Regions from separate parts of the Mus musculus genome. Here region 1 is linked to region 2. Evidence: chromatin loops called from intact Hi-C (ENCODE). Cell type or tissue: left cerebral cortex. All regions are shown on one strand.

What was found. Hi-C counts contacts between places; a loop is a spot of excess contacts. Peaks named below come from ENCODE experiments on the same cell type or tissue, not always from the same donor. Only the 100,000 strongest peaks of a DNase experiment are listed, where the experiment ranks them.
Region 1: a loop joins it to region 2, with 3 times the contacts of the local background. A loop is called at or near these places in 4 of 42 quality-filtered maps.

The regions. Positions count from the first base shown.
Region 1 is chr13:63,234,840-63,242,839 of GRCm38, forward strand. Aopep (aminopeptidase O) reads left to right here. Exons shown (of 16, transcript NM_001289926.1): 12 at 5,248-5,316; 13 at 5,418-5,492. Among named protein-coding and RNA genes, the nearest start is that of Gm16907, 58 kb to the right of the region's middle. In left cerebral cortex, no CTCF peak of the experiment used is centred here; DNase peaks (open chromatin) are centred at 4,891, 5,252, 5,612, 6,132 and 1 more place; H3K4me3 peaks cover 3,566 bases; H3K27ac peaks cover 3,999 bases.
Region 2 is chr13:63,563,858-63,571,857 of GRCm38, forward strand. It overlaps Ptch1 (patched 1), which reads right to left and starts at 1,878. Exons shown (of 24, transcript NM_008957.3): 1 at 1,505-1,878. The coding sequence starts at 1,663. RefSeq lists enhancers at 2,437-2,616, 4,925-5,986. In left cerebral cortex, CTCF peaks have their summits at 140 and 4,272; DNase peaks (open chromatin) are centred at 1,073, 1,476, 1,715, 2,485 and 2 more places; H3K4me3 peaks cover 4,950 bases; H3K27ac peaks cover 4,663 bases.

The DNA.
Region 1 (8,000 bases), 330 kb before region 2:
GGTCAACATTCTTAAGACACCTCTGTGGTACATATGTGGTATTATCTTTACTGTTGTTGTTTCCTAATATTTTCTTTGAACTTCATAATGAACATAACCATATGGCTTTAGCATTCATATGTAACTTCCAAGTATTGTATTAATGGAGAGAAATGCTGGAAACATGACATTTTCCAGCTCACCAAGGAGAAATGCAAATTAAAGTGGAAAGAAAGTAAAACCCAATACTTTTATTTATTCAGACCTCTCCTGCTCAAAATGGAGTTAAGGCAGCTTCCAAAACAGAATGGCAGAACTTGGCAGGAAGATGGGCAAGGAGCTTAGGTAATATCCAGCAAACTGTCCCTGAGGTTCCTGTTCTGGCTAAGGAGGACCCCAAAACTCCATGCCATGAGAAGGATGACAAGAAACAAGGTGCCTTTGTCTGACCATTCCTGACATTGGTACCAGAGAGAAGTAAAACTGAGGGAAGAAATAGCCAGGTCCCAGTCAGCACAGCAGTGGATTTACAGGGCTTTTTCTCTTGATGCCCCCCCCCCATAGGGGTGGATATCATCTCAGCAGATCTACATGGTAAGAGGTCATGCCTAGAGCACAGGAAGATGGAGTCCTTTACAGGGCCAGCTTTATAGAGGTCTGACTGGACCTAAGCATGAACTCAGCCACATCCCCCACCCCTCCCCAGGAGAAGTTTCATCATCCATAGTCTGGGAAATGGGCATGAGCCTGTGGTAGGTGTGATTGTTTTGTTTTTGTGTTGTTTTTTGTTAGCACAGCACCATTAGTTAGCCTCCCTCAGCTCCTTATTGAGGATCATGAGCTTACAGCAAAGAGCACAGTCCAGTAGAGGAGCCCTTGGCTAGGGTCCATGTGCCCAGGCTCAGCCCTTAGTGCTAAAGTACAGGGGAAGGGGACAGCAGCATCTTACACACTGTCCACTAGCCTGGGCTCGCAGAGCATTCTGGGTAGCATTGATGAGGTCAGGGCAGCACTTACAAACAGGAAAACAATCTGGGCAGGGAGCTAAGCCTGCGGTGGCCTACCCGGTGTGATCCATACTTCTGTCCTGAAAATTGGGCTGCAGGATTATATCCACCTGACAGGGCTGAAATCTCCCTCAGAAAGAAACTAAGGCCTCCGTCATAGCACCGATGAAGAAGACAAAAAGAGTATGCTTTCTTCTAAACTCAGAGAAAACAACACCTAAGGTGTGTTACATTCAGTCAAAATTTAAAGCTGTAACACTCGGTCAGGGTCAGTTTTAATTCTGACTTGTTCCTGTTGCTTCATCTATAGGTAACTATATCTGCAGACCCTGCAGACACCCTCTGTCCTGACGTTTTGTTTTGTTTTATTCTGTTGCTCAGACTGTCCTAGAACTCACAATCCTGCAACAGTCTCTCCAGTGCTGATGCTATAAGCCTGGCATAGGTTAGTAACAGAGCCCTTAGATCCTTTGGGAGCCAAAGTCCTTGGCTTCTCTCTACAGATGGTTCTCCCTTGCCTTTGCCCAGGGGAGCATAATTTGCTGTCTGCTGGAATAATTAAAGGGCTCCCTATGTTTGCCCTACAGGGCTTCCTGTGGACTCTCCTCATTCCTCTGTGTTATGCTTCGTTCACCAAATAGAAGCAGGAAGAGAGCACCCACCCAATCAGTACGAGATTGGCATCAAGACCCTTTTCCCGTGAGAGAATAACTTCCTCTTCCACTAAAAAAAAAAAAAAAAAAAAAGATTGAAAGAGAAAACCAAAAAATACTTTCTCTGTGAAAATAATCTCCAGTTTCTGTATTTAGCAGGGCTTTTGTTTAAAAGCAATGGCATTTCCTTAGGCTCTGAATTTTTCTTTGACTGTTATGAACTGCTTTGACAAAAAGTTTCTTAGAAAAACTTCCTTTCCAAACATGCCTGTCAACTAGCTGAGGCATTTAAAAAGATATAATCCAAACATAAAACAGTCCATTTTTAAAGGATATCTTGAAAGTACGTTTGTCACTCTGGAGTATGCTAGACTATCTGTCCCTGACTGCAAATTTTCAATGTGTTTAAAGGTTTCTCCATAGTCTACTGACATTTGCATTAACTCATAAGCAAGAAGGGATTTAAGTAGACACCAGAGAAATTTATTCAGGTTGTGTTGAACAATAAGAACATTAATTTTTCTAGTGTTATATCCTTCATTCTGGGTTAAATTCAGCCCTCAGCACCAAGATGTAATTTGAATTAGTGGTATATAGGGACCTTTTATTTTCTTTTTCTTTTTTTTTTTTTAAGATTTATTTATTATTATATGTAAGTACACTGTAGCTGTCTTCAGACACACCAGAAGAGGGAGTCAGATCTTGTTACGGGTGGTTGTGAACCACCATGTGGTTGCTGGGATTTGAACTCTGGACCTTCGGAAGAGCAGTCGGGTGCTCTTACCCGCTGAGCCATCTCACCAGCCCGGGACCTTTTATTTTCAATTTTTGTTTTTTAAGTCATTTTAGAAATGTGTCCCTCTTTTTTTTCTTCAAATGTAAAAGTCTGTGTTTTTTTACAAATGGTGATATTCCAGCAGTTAGAGAAAGTGGAGTTAATTAGAGACATAATCATTATAAGATTAAACCACCCTTAAACTGGATACTGTGTGTTCCTCTGTCCCTGTCTACTTGTATTTAACTTAAATAAAATTTTATTACATTTATTTATTTATTACTGTATGAGTGTGTGCCAGACAAGTGCCATGGAAGGAGTGTATCGTTGCTTCTCTCCTTCCACCATGTAGACCCTGGGATTGAACCAAGGTCGTCAGCTTAGGAGCAGGAGCTTTGATCCACTGAACTCTCACTCTAGCTCCCTTCACTGTTAAGACATCGAATATCTGTTGTGTGTTAGGCCCTGTTTTAATGTCTAGACAAAAATCAAGAAAAACAAACAAACAGGATAGAGCCATTCCAGGAGCTTAAAGTATCATCAGGGAGATAGATATTTAATCAGTTAATAATAAAAATAAATAACAAGGTGGCAAGATGGCTTCGCAGGTTGAAGGTGATTGCTGCAAAGCTGACAGCCTAAACTTTATCTCATATCCCACGAGGTAGGAGAGGCCTGACTTGCACATTATCCTCTGTCTCTACACACATGACATGGCATGTACACACACACACACACACACACTTCGCCCCACCTACATACCCACATGGTAGATTAAAAATTAATAGCCATAAAAATCGTGCCGTACTGAGTAAGCCTAATATAAGATGAGGGCTTGATTTCAGTTTAACACTGGCTCTTCAGACATACGAAATGCAAAGTGTAAGTGCGTTTTATAAAATATGCAATGGAAATGATGAGTGTGTGTGGGAGGGGTGTGAGATACGCGCTTTCAAGATCTGAAACTTAACCCTGCTCTAATAATGAGGCCTCAGTGACAGAGTTGCAAAAGGTGATACAGGCAGGGTGCTACTAGAATACTGGGGACTATTGGACTTTGAGCTGGATAGGGAGGAGAAACCTTTCAGACATGATACTTCAGGTAGAAGCCAGAGGCAGGCCATGCGTTTCCAGTAAAGCAAAGGGATGGGATTGTAATTTCCTTTGGAAAGACTCTCATGGCTTCTCTATAGAAAGGACTATGGGGCAAGGGGACACATTAGGGGACCACTCAGTCTAAGTCAGTGCTCCTGCGCACTCCGGGGCTGGGCAGGGCTAAAAGGGGCTGTTGGTGAGGACCAGAGCTCTAGATTTTGGTTCCTAAGATATTACCAGTGGCTCTGTGGGGGTTATGGATTTGAGCACAGTTTCACATACACATGTGATTTGAGATTACAACGAAATGAAAATTGTAGGACCAAGGGGGAGTGGGAGGGGGGAAGCCTTTAAATGCTTTAAATGCTATCCAGCCATAACAAGTTCTTATAAATGTCTGTGTACAGCTTAATTTGCAATAGTTACCTTTCTTACTAATAATAAACTCTTTGCGTTGAACTCCTTATGTTAGTGTTCCTAAGGGTAGTAAACACCCAAGGGGAAAAATTAATGATCAAAGGCAGTGTCTGCCAGGATGGATGTATATTGATTCTGGAATTGTGAGTAGCAGCAGGAAGCTTGAATACTTCAAAGTTATCTTTCTGTTTAAAATTAAGTAGATTTCTGCATGTTGTTGATAATTTTTACCGATTTATGTGTGTGTGCTTCCCCGCTTTCCAAAGCATTACATATTTCTATGCATTCCCCTTAAAGCAGGGTAAAGTTGGATGTGATGGTTGTACCTGTATGTAAGACCGCTTAATATACGTAAGATACTTAGCAAATGAACATGCATTTTTGTACCTGGATAGTGAGGTACAGAACTGACTGCATCCACTTACATTCTAGAGTTTTGTTGTTTTTGTTTGGTTTACATTTCTGGAAATACAAACACTGCTAAGATTCCCCTACACAAGCAGGCCTGTTGTCTATTTTAGGACATAGCCATCTTTAGTGGCCACACGAGGGTCTGGCTGTGCTTGGGAATGGAGGGTACAATAAAGTTTTCCATTCTGATGTCTCATTAAGCAGCTCCTCTTTGTGTAAAGTACTCCATGGCGAAGTTGCTTCTATTTAAAGTCCGGAGTTTGATCTTGCCTTTGATCCAAACCTTTTGATCTTGAAAGAAGGATGGAGTAGCAATAAAGAGGGCCCGACAGACTTTTTTTTTTTTTTAAAAGAAATGTGATAAAGTTAAAGGGCAGCAGAGTCAGCCAGCCCAGGCAGCACAGCAGCCTCTCCTCAGGCCTGGCTGGCACAGACGGACAGAGGTACATGGGGCGAGTCCATCCTTAACTGTGGAACAGGAGGACCCCCCTTCCATGTGCTTGGTGACACGTGAACACTGGACTCCCTAGGTCACCTGCCACCTTGGTGGTGCTGGCAGAAAACTTACTTTCCCTCGGAATCCCGAGCTCAGGGTCCCTCCATTCCGTAACCCGAGCCTCTGACTAGACCCGGGGGAGTGTTGTGCTCGTGGGTGGATGGATGAATGCATGGATGGATGGGTGGGTGGGTGGGTGGATCTATGGGGCGAGGCGCGTAGGGGCACAGGTCAAGGCAGAGGGTGCTTTCTGAGAACAATAACAGCCAGGACCTGGGAGCCTACACCTTTAAGGCAGGCCCCGCCCCGCCCGCGCCCGCCGGCCCGCCAGCCCGCCTGCTCGCCCGCCCGCCCCCGCCGAGGTGTCGCGCTTGTGGCGCTGGGCTCGGTGAACTTGACTTGTTCTCCCCACAGGCGCTGCAGGAGGAGCGCAAGGCCGAGGACTGCTCGCCGAGTAGGCTCGCACGGCAAGTAGGCTCCGAGGTAAGTACCAGCGGGCAGAGGTGGCAGCAGCACCGGCTGCTCAGGTGAGGCGGACCCCCGTACCTCGGCCTGCTTGAAATGCTGTTGGGTTTTGACTTCAGGTGGCGAAATGGATTCGAGTCAACCGCAGACCCCGAAAACGCAAACGAGGGAAGCGAGAAGTCGCCTTTGAAAAGGTAGGAGGCCCTGGAGGGTGCTGCTGGGAGGAGCTCCTGTGTGCTGCTGAGCCCAAGATTCAGTCTCCGCTAGAACAGCGTTTGGGGAGTTTGTGCTTTCCAGCAAGAAAGCTTTACTTGTGTGGGAAACAGATAAACAGCGGTGTCCGCCTTGACCGGGATGGGGGGCTGTCACGTGTTCCGTACACTGCAGGGGTGCCTCGAGAAACGAAAGCTTCCAGGCAGACATCCACAGGCAGGCATCAGCACATGGGCCCACACAGCCAAACCCCTATCAGGAATCCTGTGGGAACTGGAGACCGGCAGTGTGAGAAGTGGGCAACTTCAGACATGCCAGGACCAATTTTCCTTTTTGCTCAGCATTTTTCCTCCTGAATTTGGAATTTTAATAGTTACTTTGTAGACCTTGCTCGCTGCTTCCTGTTGTGAATGCGTGGGGTTGAAACTTGTGATAATTTGAAATCAGGTGAGTAGCCTGTTAGCCCTTTTTCTTACTTACTGGAAAGGGGGCAAATGTTAATGACATGTTTTGGTTTTGTCAATTTTGCTTAAATATACTTTTGCAGTTGGGCGGGCAGGAAGACAGTTATTGCACTAAGGGACTAAAATAGCGGTGTGTTGTTCTGCTGCTGGGATAGATGATGAATCACTGGGCTCTGAAGCCAAATCCTCGCTGATAACTATGCTACCAGCTCCTGTGTTGCCTTAGTATGGGCATTGAGCGTCTGAGAACATGCACAGAGCTCACGGTAATGGTGATGTGAAGTTTCAGTATGCACTTGAGGGCACTCAGGGCCACTCAGAAGAGACCAGGCAAAAGAACTAGCTAGGCATATTGCTGGAGACATGCAAGGGGCTCAAATTATGTGAGAGTGCTCTCCCTCCCAGCCTTGTATAGAGCAAGCTGTGTGTGTGTCAACTAAGTTAACAGTGATAAGAAACCAACTCTTAAACTTACGGCTTTGGAGCCATACCTTAGATGCTATGGCAGGTTGTGATTGTTGTTCTCTCACAATTTAGGTGGCTTTAAAAGGTTTGTGACTAATGAATGAGATCATAAAATAGCTAAAGAATGAAAACATGGTATGCCTAGCACTTGAACAAATGTTTGTAGGTATAATTATTAAGCAAGAAATAAGATCATCCACACATGGAAATAGGAGGCATTATCGAGTACTTGGTAATTCCACTACCAAAATCTGAAGCAGTAACTGTCTCTAAGAATTGGGGAGGCAAAAACAATGGAGGCCTCCATCTTCCAGTACAGTGGAAGCTCTCCCCCAACCATCCCTTCATTGTGCCCAGATAGGCCCACTGGAAAAACCACCTCTGACTTTGTTCCTAGACAATGTGGGTAGTGGTTTTAAAGAACTTGAAGCTGAATTGGATGGCCTTCCCTTCTAGGAGTGCAAGGACATCTGGTGTGCCCAGAGATATGTGTTTGTGTGGTATCCCCACCTCTTTTCCCCCCCGGCTAGCCCAACAGGCACTTTCCCTGTCACACCTGGGAGAAGAGTCTGACAAGGAAGGCAGGCACTGTGCAGGACCAGGTGAGCAGTCAGATCTGTGACCCAAGGGCATTAGAGTGCAACCTGAAAGGCACAGGACCTAGGGGATTACTGAGGTGAGCGTTCATGCCAAGTCTGGTGCTAGGACTTGATCCTGTTGCTGGGGGGCCTTGAAGTAGGTCGCTCACTGTTGATTCTGATAAGTTGCCTGGCTTGTACCTTAATACCCAGCACTCAAGAGGCAAAGGCATGAGTTTAAGGCTAGTCTAGTCTGCATAGTTTCAGGACAGCCAGGGCTGTGTAAAGAGATCTGTCTCAAAATAAAATAAAAAGGAAAACAAAATTTGAGATGTCTGCTGGGCCACAAGCAAGTTAACACATGTACTTTCTGTGCCCCACTGTGCATGTGTCTGCGTTCACTGGTCTAGCAAGACTGAAATAAGAGTGTTCATGTCAGGCATGCATGTTCTAGACCTAGCTGTTGTCTGCCCCTTTGTCTTCTTTGTCCTTGCCCTCTCCCCTGATGACCAGATGTCCTCTCTCCATGTCCTCCATTCCTCAAATGTCCCCCACTTGAGGCTCTCAGAAGTCAACCCAGATCAGACCAAACTGGACTGGGCTAGGTGGATCTGGCCGAATGGTCTGTGGACTAGATCCGAGTGACTTCAGCTAAGTGGCCGGTACTAACTATGCTAGGACTGCAACGTTTTCCTTCCATGGGTGGAGGCGGCTCTTACTGCCTGGTAAAAACAGAACTGTTGGGATAACTTGAGAAAGGAAAACAGCCACGGCAGGCAGCAGGCCAGGATCCGAGCTGTGTGGAAAGAATGCCATTTTATGGGAAACATTTTGTTTTACCCTTAAAGAAATCATCTCAGGCACTAAATGATGGGCATAGTCTGATGGAGCTTGAAATATTAGCTGAGAGTTTGAGCCAGAAAAGCAGTGCAGTGAAGTCTGAGCTGTGAAGAAGCAAATGGAACAAGCTGAGTGACTTTGC
Region 2 (8,000 bases):
CTGTCCCCCGCACACCCGCCCGGGGATCCCCTCTGGACAGCAGTGTGGGGCGTGGGCGCCCGCGGCGCAATGCCTCTCCCTCGGACTGGAACCAGGACCATCCAGAGGAAGCCCTGGGGGCGTGGGGGCCTTGGTTGTAAATCAGTGAGACTGCAGCGTGGGAACTGTACTCTAGGGACCAGGGGGCGCCCCCACGCGTGGCCTGAGCGCCAGTCCTGAATGAGACTTGGGGTGCTGGGGAGAGAGGCTAACTGAGAAGCCACCACCAGCAGCCATGGTTTAGTACCGGGGACCTGGAGGGAGGGCCTGAGTGATCCTAGCCGAGAAGCCCAACACTAAAGAACCCCCAGGAAACGTCCCCCCTTCCCTAAGTCCTGCTCCAGCCTGTGGCCTCCTCCAGTGCCCCGGAGGCCGAGTGAAGGGCGCAAGCGCACTTAGGGACAATCTACAGCAACCGTGGTCCATCTGGCCCCGGTGTGGCTGTACGCGAGGTCCACGTGGTGAGCCCCGCAGCCAGAGTTCGGTCCACACTCTTTTCCACAGCCTTAGGAGACACCGCGGGAGCTCAGTTAGGAAATGCGGCAGCCATCTACAACTTACACTATTTGTGCTCGGAAGAGGGCGGCCACAAGGATCTTTCCTCCCTCTCCCATTCCCTCCTGGTGAACTCTTTAAAATAGCCGAGTGCACAAGGAAGAGGCCCAGGCCGGCGCCGGCGGGGGTCCTGGCTGGGCGCAGGCTGCTCTCCGGGCGGCGGAGCCCGGGGTGCTGGCCAGGGCCCCTGCGGGCCCCAGGCTAGGTGCTTGCCTTCCCCGGATTCCACACATTTCAGCCAGCCTCGTAAACACAATGAACCCGGCCGTTCCGCACACCCGTACCGAAGATTTAAGGTGGCAACTTGTTTACAACTGCCCCCCTCCCCGGCAGGCTGGGAGAAGAGGCGGCCCAAGACCTGGAAGAGAGGGGACGTCCTCTCCCGAGAATAATTTTTAAGGGAGCAGAGATTTCAAGCTCAACGAAAGCAGAACCGGCTGCCAAAAAAGGAAACCACCTTTACTTTGGCTCCCTCCCCTCTGTCTCTCTCCGCCTCTCTCCACTCCGCCTCCCCCTCAAAGAGGTTAAGAAATGTGGCAACGCCGAACTTTAGGCTGCAACCGTGGGCAGGGGCGCGGGAGAAAGGCGCTGGGGCCGAAGGCAGTGCCGCATTGCGGCCGCCCTGGAGGTGGTCCACTCAGGACGGTTTCCAAAGCTCCGGAAAAGGCACACCAGGGAGGGCGTGTGCGCGCGCACACACCACACACACGCACGCACACACACAGGCACCCCTCCACCCCCTGCGGACCTCAGACAGCCCTTTCCTCCAAAGTCCGGAGGGAGGGTTTGAATTTTTCAACCTTCACTTGTCTGCTGCTTTCTCAGGAGTGTGTGTGTGTGTCTGTGTGGCAGGGATCCCAAGGAGGAAGAAGAGGGAAAAGTGAAGAGGGAGGAGGGGACAGAAGTGCACCTTGGAAATCTGCTCCAGAGCGAAGGCGGCGTCGCAGTAGCTGGGCCGGTGCAGATAGTCCCGGTCCGGCGCGGCGCGGTGCGGTCCCCCGGTCCGTCTGCGCCTCCCGCCGCCGGCCTGCCTGCCCAGGGCCCCGGCGGCGTTACCAGCCGAGGCCATGTTGCCGCCGCCGCCGCGGGCTCCGGGCGCGCCTGGGCGCTCGGCTCGCGAGGACGCTGCTGGCCGCCGGGGACTCCGGCTCCGGGTGACAGACCCGCTGCTGCCGCTCACACGGCGGGCGCTGCGGGTGCTGCGGCCGTGGCCGCTGCCGGGGACTCAGACCCTGCGCCTTCCATTGCCACATTGCGCGTGAGTCCCGAGGTCTTTGCGGCCGCCGCTGCCCACATCCAGCTCGCGGGAAGGCGAGAGCCGGCGCTTCCAGGGCGCGCCTCGCGGTCCCCAAGTCCCCCCCAGACGTCCCCGCCCCGCGCCGCGACCCCTTCACGGCAGAAGGCGCGCGCAGACCCCCGCCGCTCGCGCCGGCTCCCTCGGCGCCCGCTGCGGGCGACGCGACGGTACCCGGCGAGTCTCAACGATGCCGGGCCGGGGCTGCCGCTGCTGCTGCTGGTGCTGCTGCGGCTGCGGCTGGAGTTGGCGGTGGCGGCTTCTGAAACGGCTGGTCGCTCTCTGGCTGCTGGGTTCGCGGTGGCTGCTCGGTCCCGGACTCTGCTTTCTTGTTCTCCTCACCGACCCGCTGGACCATTCTGCCCCCGCGCCGCGCGCTTCTTTCGCTACCGGGACCTGGGGACTCCGCTCTGTGTGTGTGCAGCGGGCAGCGGCCGCAGCAGCTCCTTGACTCAATAGATGAGATGGAAGAAGAAAAAAAAGAACTCTCTCCATTTGGAGAAAGAGGAGGAGGAGGGGAGGGGGTGGAGGGGGAAAGAGCGAGCGAAAGAGAAAAAGGCTGGAACTCCCGCCCCCGGGGCTGTCAGATGGCTTGGGTTTCTGCAACGCGATTGGCTCTTGGAGGGCAGAAATTACTCAGCAAACATGACTATTATTAGCTGCTTAGCAACAGCTCACCAAAGTAGAGAGACCACCCAGGTAGGCAACCCCCGTGTGTGCATCCCAGGCTTGGGGGTGGGGGGGCGCTCGCTCAGCGCCAACCCTCTCGCATGCAATACTTCCATTAAGGAATGCTCCCCCCTCCTTTCTTTCTTATTTCTTTTCTTTTCAACAGTGTCTTCTTTTTCGAGACGCCTTTTGCGAGCGCGCGCGCACACACACACAGACACACATACACACGCACACACTCACACGTACAGGAGCATTTGCCTCGCAATAGACATGAGGGATAGGTAATATATTTTTTTAAGCGCTTAAACAATTTCTGAGATTCCTCAAAGAAAACCCTTTTAGAGGCACTTTGGCCTCAAGCTGCAGCAAATACTGGGAGGTCCGGCTTGAATTCCCAGGCCTGCACCAATAATGACAGGGTGGTGGATAGTGCGCCAGTGTGTGCCAATTTTTTTTTCTCCTCTTTTCTTTTATAACCAAAGGCAAGACTTAGACTCTCGCAGGGAACAACGCCTCGTATTAAGATAAACAAAATGGAAAGTTAAAGAGGCGAGCAAGGATGTTGGGAAAAGCCAGCCCTTTTAAAAACCCCTCTCACTCCTCTATCGCCCCCCTCCAATACACAATACAGTCCAATTTGAAAACGTCTATAAGGAGACTCCAGACAAGTCTGCTATTTTATTTGAATTTTTAATATATAAAAAGCAAATCTTTTCAGCAGGCCAGAGAAATGGAAATGAGAGATTTCCTGATATTTGGAATTCGTCTGGATCCTCATTAATTAATCACATTCTTAAAGTCAGTTTTAAACTTTAAAACAAAATAAAGCTCGATACACACCCTGTAACATTTAATAGCGTGACGTAGAAGAGAATAAAGGCTTTGATGTGGAATTCATTTTAAACAAATTGTTCATAGAGCGCTACGATTTGTCCTGATATTGTGTCCAGTGTCACCAAGACATTCAGGGGATTCACAACAACAAACAACAAGAAGAAGAAAAATGCGTAGTGGGGAGGGGAGTGAATGTTGGAGCCAGCAACAAATTAAACTGTCTACACAACTACGCTCTTTAAGAAAAAAAAAAAATAACACTTAAGAAAGCACATTCCATTCTCCAATAAGTTTTGAAGTTCCTCCTCCCCGCAGTAGACACCAGACCCAGAAACACGGGATTCTGCTACGTCCTATTATTTTTCTTTTCCGACTTGAACTGCAGAAGGAACCGGAGTAGTGAGGAGTCAAATGAACCCGTGAAATGGGGCAGTGTGGCTTTAAGATGCACACGGTGTGTGTTCATTGAAGAAAAAAAAAAAAAAAAAAAGAAGAAAGAAAAGGAAAGAAAGAAACCCAGATGGAGGGAAAGGGGGGGGAGGAGTGGGGGAGAAGGCGGAGCCTACTCCACCACGTGACCTGGACCGAGAGGCCCATGCGCGCACCCGCGTTAGTGCGCGTCCGCGCCCGCGCGTTCCTGTCTTCGGCCTGCTCGTGATGCGGACGCACAGGTAACAGGGTCCGCGCGCGAGGCCAGCACGCCCCAGCCCTCATCACAGTGCGCACAACCTTCCCTGGCCCCGGGCAGTGTGCGCGCCCTACCGCCGCGGACAGACGTGCCGGACACGCCGTAGTACATTCCTGAAGGCGGCCCGGCCCCCTCGCGTTGCCCAATGAACGCGCGGCTTCTCAGCTGCCAGCCAATGGCTGCGTTCCGGCCCTTCCATTCAGCGGCGCCGGCTGCGGTTAGACAGGGGCCGCGCAGGGGCGCGCGGCCACCGGCGGAGCACACGGCTTTTGGGGCTGGCGGTGGAGGGTGAGGTCTCCCCCACCCCCATCGCGTTGCGGTCCTTCATCGCTGCCCAGCCTGCCGCCCCTCTAGCCTCGTCTCCTTCCGGGCTTCCCTAGGACGCCTTGCCATCCTGAATCCCAAACCCGCAGAATTCGTGTGGTTCCTAAAGTGGGGTGATGAATCTGAGCGAACAGAGACCAAGTAGAAGCATTTGGGGGTGTTCACGGGGTAAAGAAGAGGACCTGGGTGTTAGGCCAGCTCGGAAATTCAAAACTTCTAACACCAGGGAGCACGTGATTTTTCGAAAGACTGACTTTCGGAAGAACTGAAAAATCCTGAAAAGGCATGCAGGGGAGGGGAAAGACACTAACTACCTTAACGTCGAGTAACGTGCTGGAAGCATGACTGTTAAGATAGTTGGTTGTCAGCATAAGGTAGAAAGGGGGTGAACTACTATTAAGCTTTCACATTTCATGCTCTTGGAAATTGGGCTGTTTTTTCGAAAGTTGAGGGTGATATCCCGAGTTCAAAGGTCAGCCTGGGTTTTTGTTTTGTTTTTAATTTGAAGCTGGTTGTGTGTATGGCATCGCTCTATAGACGTTGTCTTTTCAAATTCCTTACAGTATTTTACTCCTAAGCGTGTACTGTTTCCCTCTTCCAGCTTTTTACTTCTTGGGTTGCAGTATAGCTGTTTGGATTCTAGAATGAAACTTTAGCCCAGCTATGCAAAGCCTCTTCCACTCGGGCGCTTTTCCCTTGGTTTGACTTAATTCTTAAACGTTTTGAACATGGAACCCCGAGGTTTGCAGCGCTCTGCGACCCCTCGCCCGCTGTTTGATAGGTTAACTTTTCAGCATCCCAGACAATGGTCCTGACCTGTAAACTCTACCCGTAGGTTTCAGGACGCAACCCCCAGGCTCTCTCTAACAAGCGCTATCTTAATCTCCCCAGCCCCCACCCGCCGCTTCCCCTGTGGTCTGCTTTTTTCATAGAGATGAATTACTTTGGGGATCTAATTGGCCTTGTTTCTGTAACGTTTTAAGAAAGGGAAGAGGAGCCAGTCTAAAAAGACTGCTCGACTTGGGTGGTCAGGGCTGAGGCTGCCCCCAATTTGCCTCATTGCTGATGCATGTGAGTGTGACATTCCCAGCGATAATGTTGTTCCTAATCAATCTACCCTTATTTACATTTGTAAGCTTTGTCGGCTTTAATATGCATGCCCTGTGCAGGGGACCGCTGAGCCACACCGGGTTTGTTAACTTCCAGCTAACTGCAAGGATTCCACAGACCTGAGAGGCAGAGTGGAGGAGACAGGCCTGCTAAGGTGTCTGGCAATACAGTCCCTTTGAGGGTCTTTCTGCCTGGTGGCTCCCCAAATAACGGAGAGCTTAGGGCCTTGACCAGCAGGAGCTGCCAGTCTCTGTGAAGCCAGAGCTGAGTGACCATCCACTCTTCCAAAGGAAGTTCAATAGAAAATATAAACTGTCATTTTTCTTCCCATCATGACCCAGGACAGATTCCTTCAATGTTCTGGATTCCCTCGCTGTCTCCTCTCCTCTCTGTTCAGTGCTTCAGATATCCATAGCCCTACCACACACAACTCAGAAATGACATCAGATTGTCCAAGTGCTAGGATGACACTTGAGATAAAGCATCTGTCCTTTGAGTTAGGATGTTCCAATGGTTTGAAATTATTAGTGCCAAACATGTTGAGGTTTAACTTTTCACTGACTTCTCAGAACTCTAAGAGTCTTTAAGATCCTTTATCATGTAGCTCATTTCTGCAGCATATAGAGGTAAAGATGTTCCAGCCATTTGACCCTAGGCTTAGTCATAAAGTTCCCCCCCCCATTAAGTTCAGCAGCCTTTCAGAAATTCAAAGAATTGCAAATATGATACTAAATTCTACAGTATTTTTATTGCAAGGAGGGGATATAGAGAGGAAGTGGGTGTGATGCTTTGTGTATGGATATTACAAAGGTAGCAGAAAGATGGTGGAGGTGGGGATGTAGTGTTCTACATATGGATGGGTAGCCCCGGATACAGGACAGGAGTGATAGGATAGGGCCTGGGCAACTCTAAGGCAGCTTGGATAAGAGTTAAATCTTAAGCCAATCTGCCACCATCTTACCCCATTTTCTTCGTAGAGACCAATGTTTTATTTGCTCATTGGCAACCTGTGATTTATACAGACTGTGCAAGGAGAAGGCAAAAAAAATGAGCCTAAAAAGGTTTCAGGGAGGAGGTAAGGAAAGATTCAGAAACTCAATCATGTAAAACCACTGGGCTTGACTCTCTTCACATCTCTCCACTTCCAGTTTCCTGTCCTTACTAACCCCCCCCCCCAACACCACTACCCCCCCCAGGCTGAAGGAAGGGGAACTGCCCTAGCCAACTTGTCAAAATAATGCTGCTAATTACCTCTGATCTCCTTTAATGGGAAGCTGCTCCCAACTCCACAAAGGAGTAAATGAGAGGTCCACAGCACAGACCCAGGAGCTTACAGTGAGCTGGGGGTGGGGAGGGCAGCCAAGAGGAGGTGCCCTGCAGAAGGTCCCAGAAATGCCTGAGTCAATCTCTGCAGGTTTAAATTCTTGAAGAATTAGCTTTTTGCAGTACCAAAAGCTACTGATATTCTTTTGCTAAGAATGTCATCAAACTGCAGAGCCCTCAATGAACTTGTCAGAAAGATCAATATGGACCCCTATACCCAGTCCCCGCCCCTCTTCTCTAAATATCTCCTTCGCTACATTGTCCCACTCTTAATGGATAGAGATGTGTTCTTGAGACACTCAGATCCCAGGCATTTTTCCCTTCCATACCTCTCTGTGTCTATTATATCTGTACCCTGCTCTGACTCTGGCAAAAAACAAAAACAACAACAACAAAAAAACCCCACACACAGTGCATTTCAATGTTCCCTGTCTTTCCCTGTCTTTGGTCCTGGGTGAAAAAGAATCTGAGCAACATGATCCCTTTGACCCACTGCTGGAGCAAATTTATTAGAGATATAGGCATGAGAAATGAAAGGGAAGTAAAACAATTCCAGCTCATTGTGTGTCTTTCTTTCATACTCCTAATCCGGTTTACACATCACGCCTACACATCTCAATGGGGCATTATACACTGTGGCAAAGGCTGTAGAAAATAAAAGGTATGTGTATGGGGCGGAGGCAGAACAGGGAAGGTGGGCATTTTAATCCATATTTATCTTACAAATTCCTTATCTGTAGACAATCCAAAGCAATCTGTTAAACAGTCTCTTTTCACAAAACAGTTCCAAATGGTGCTAACTCCTGTTCAAACAGCTTGTCAGATTATGACAAAAATCTATAACCAGAAATTAAATACACTTTGCACAATGAGTTTAAAAATAAGGCCAATGCTCAAAATGAGAATTGGTGTATTAAGATGGCAAAGTCTATTGGTGTCACCTTAGTTCAACATTTTAATTTTAAAAGACCATGGATTCAAAGGCATTTTATTGCCTGGTAGAAGGACTCTGGGTGACAACTGGAACACACACATTCACAATGGAAGGGCCCTTGTTTTACAACACAGGACACAATGCACCTGAGGCAACAATGTATTCTGAAGAACCACCCAGAAATAATAAGTTACAGTAACAAAGGATGACACCAAAAAGCATTGTCT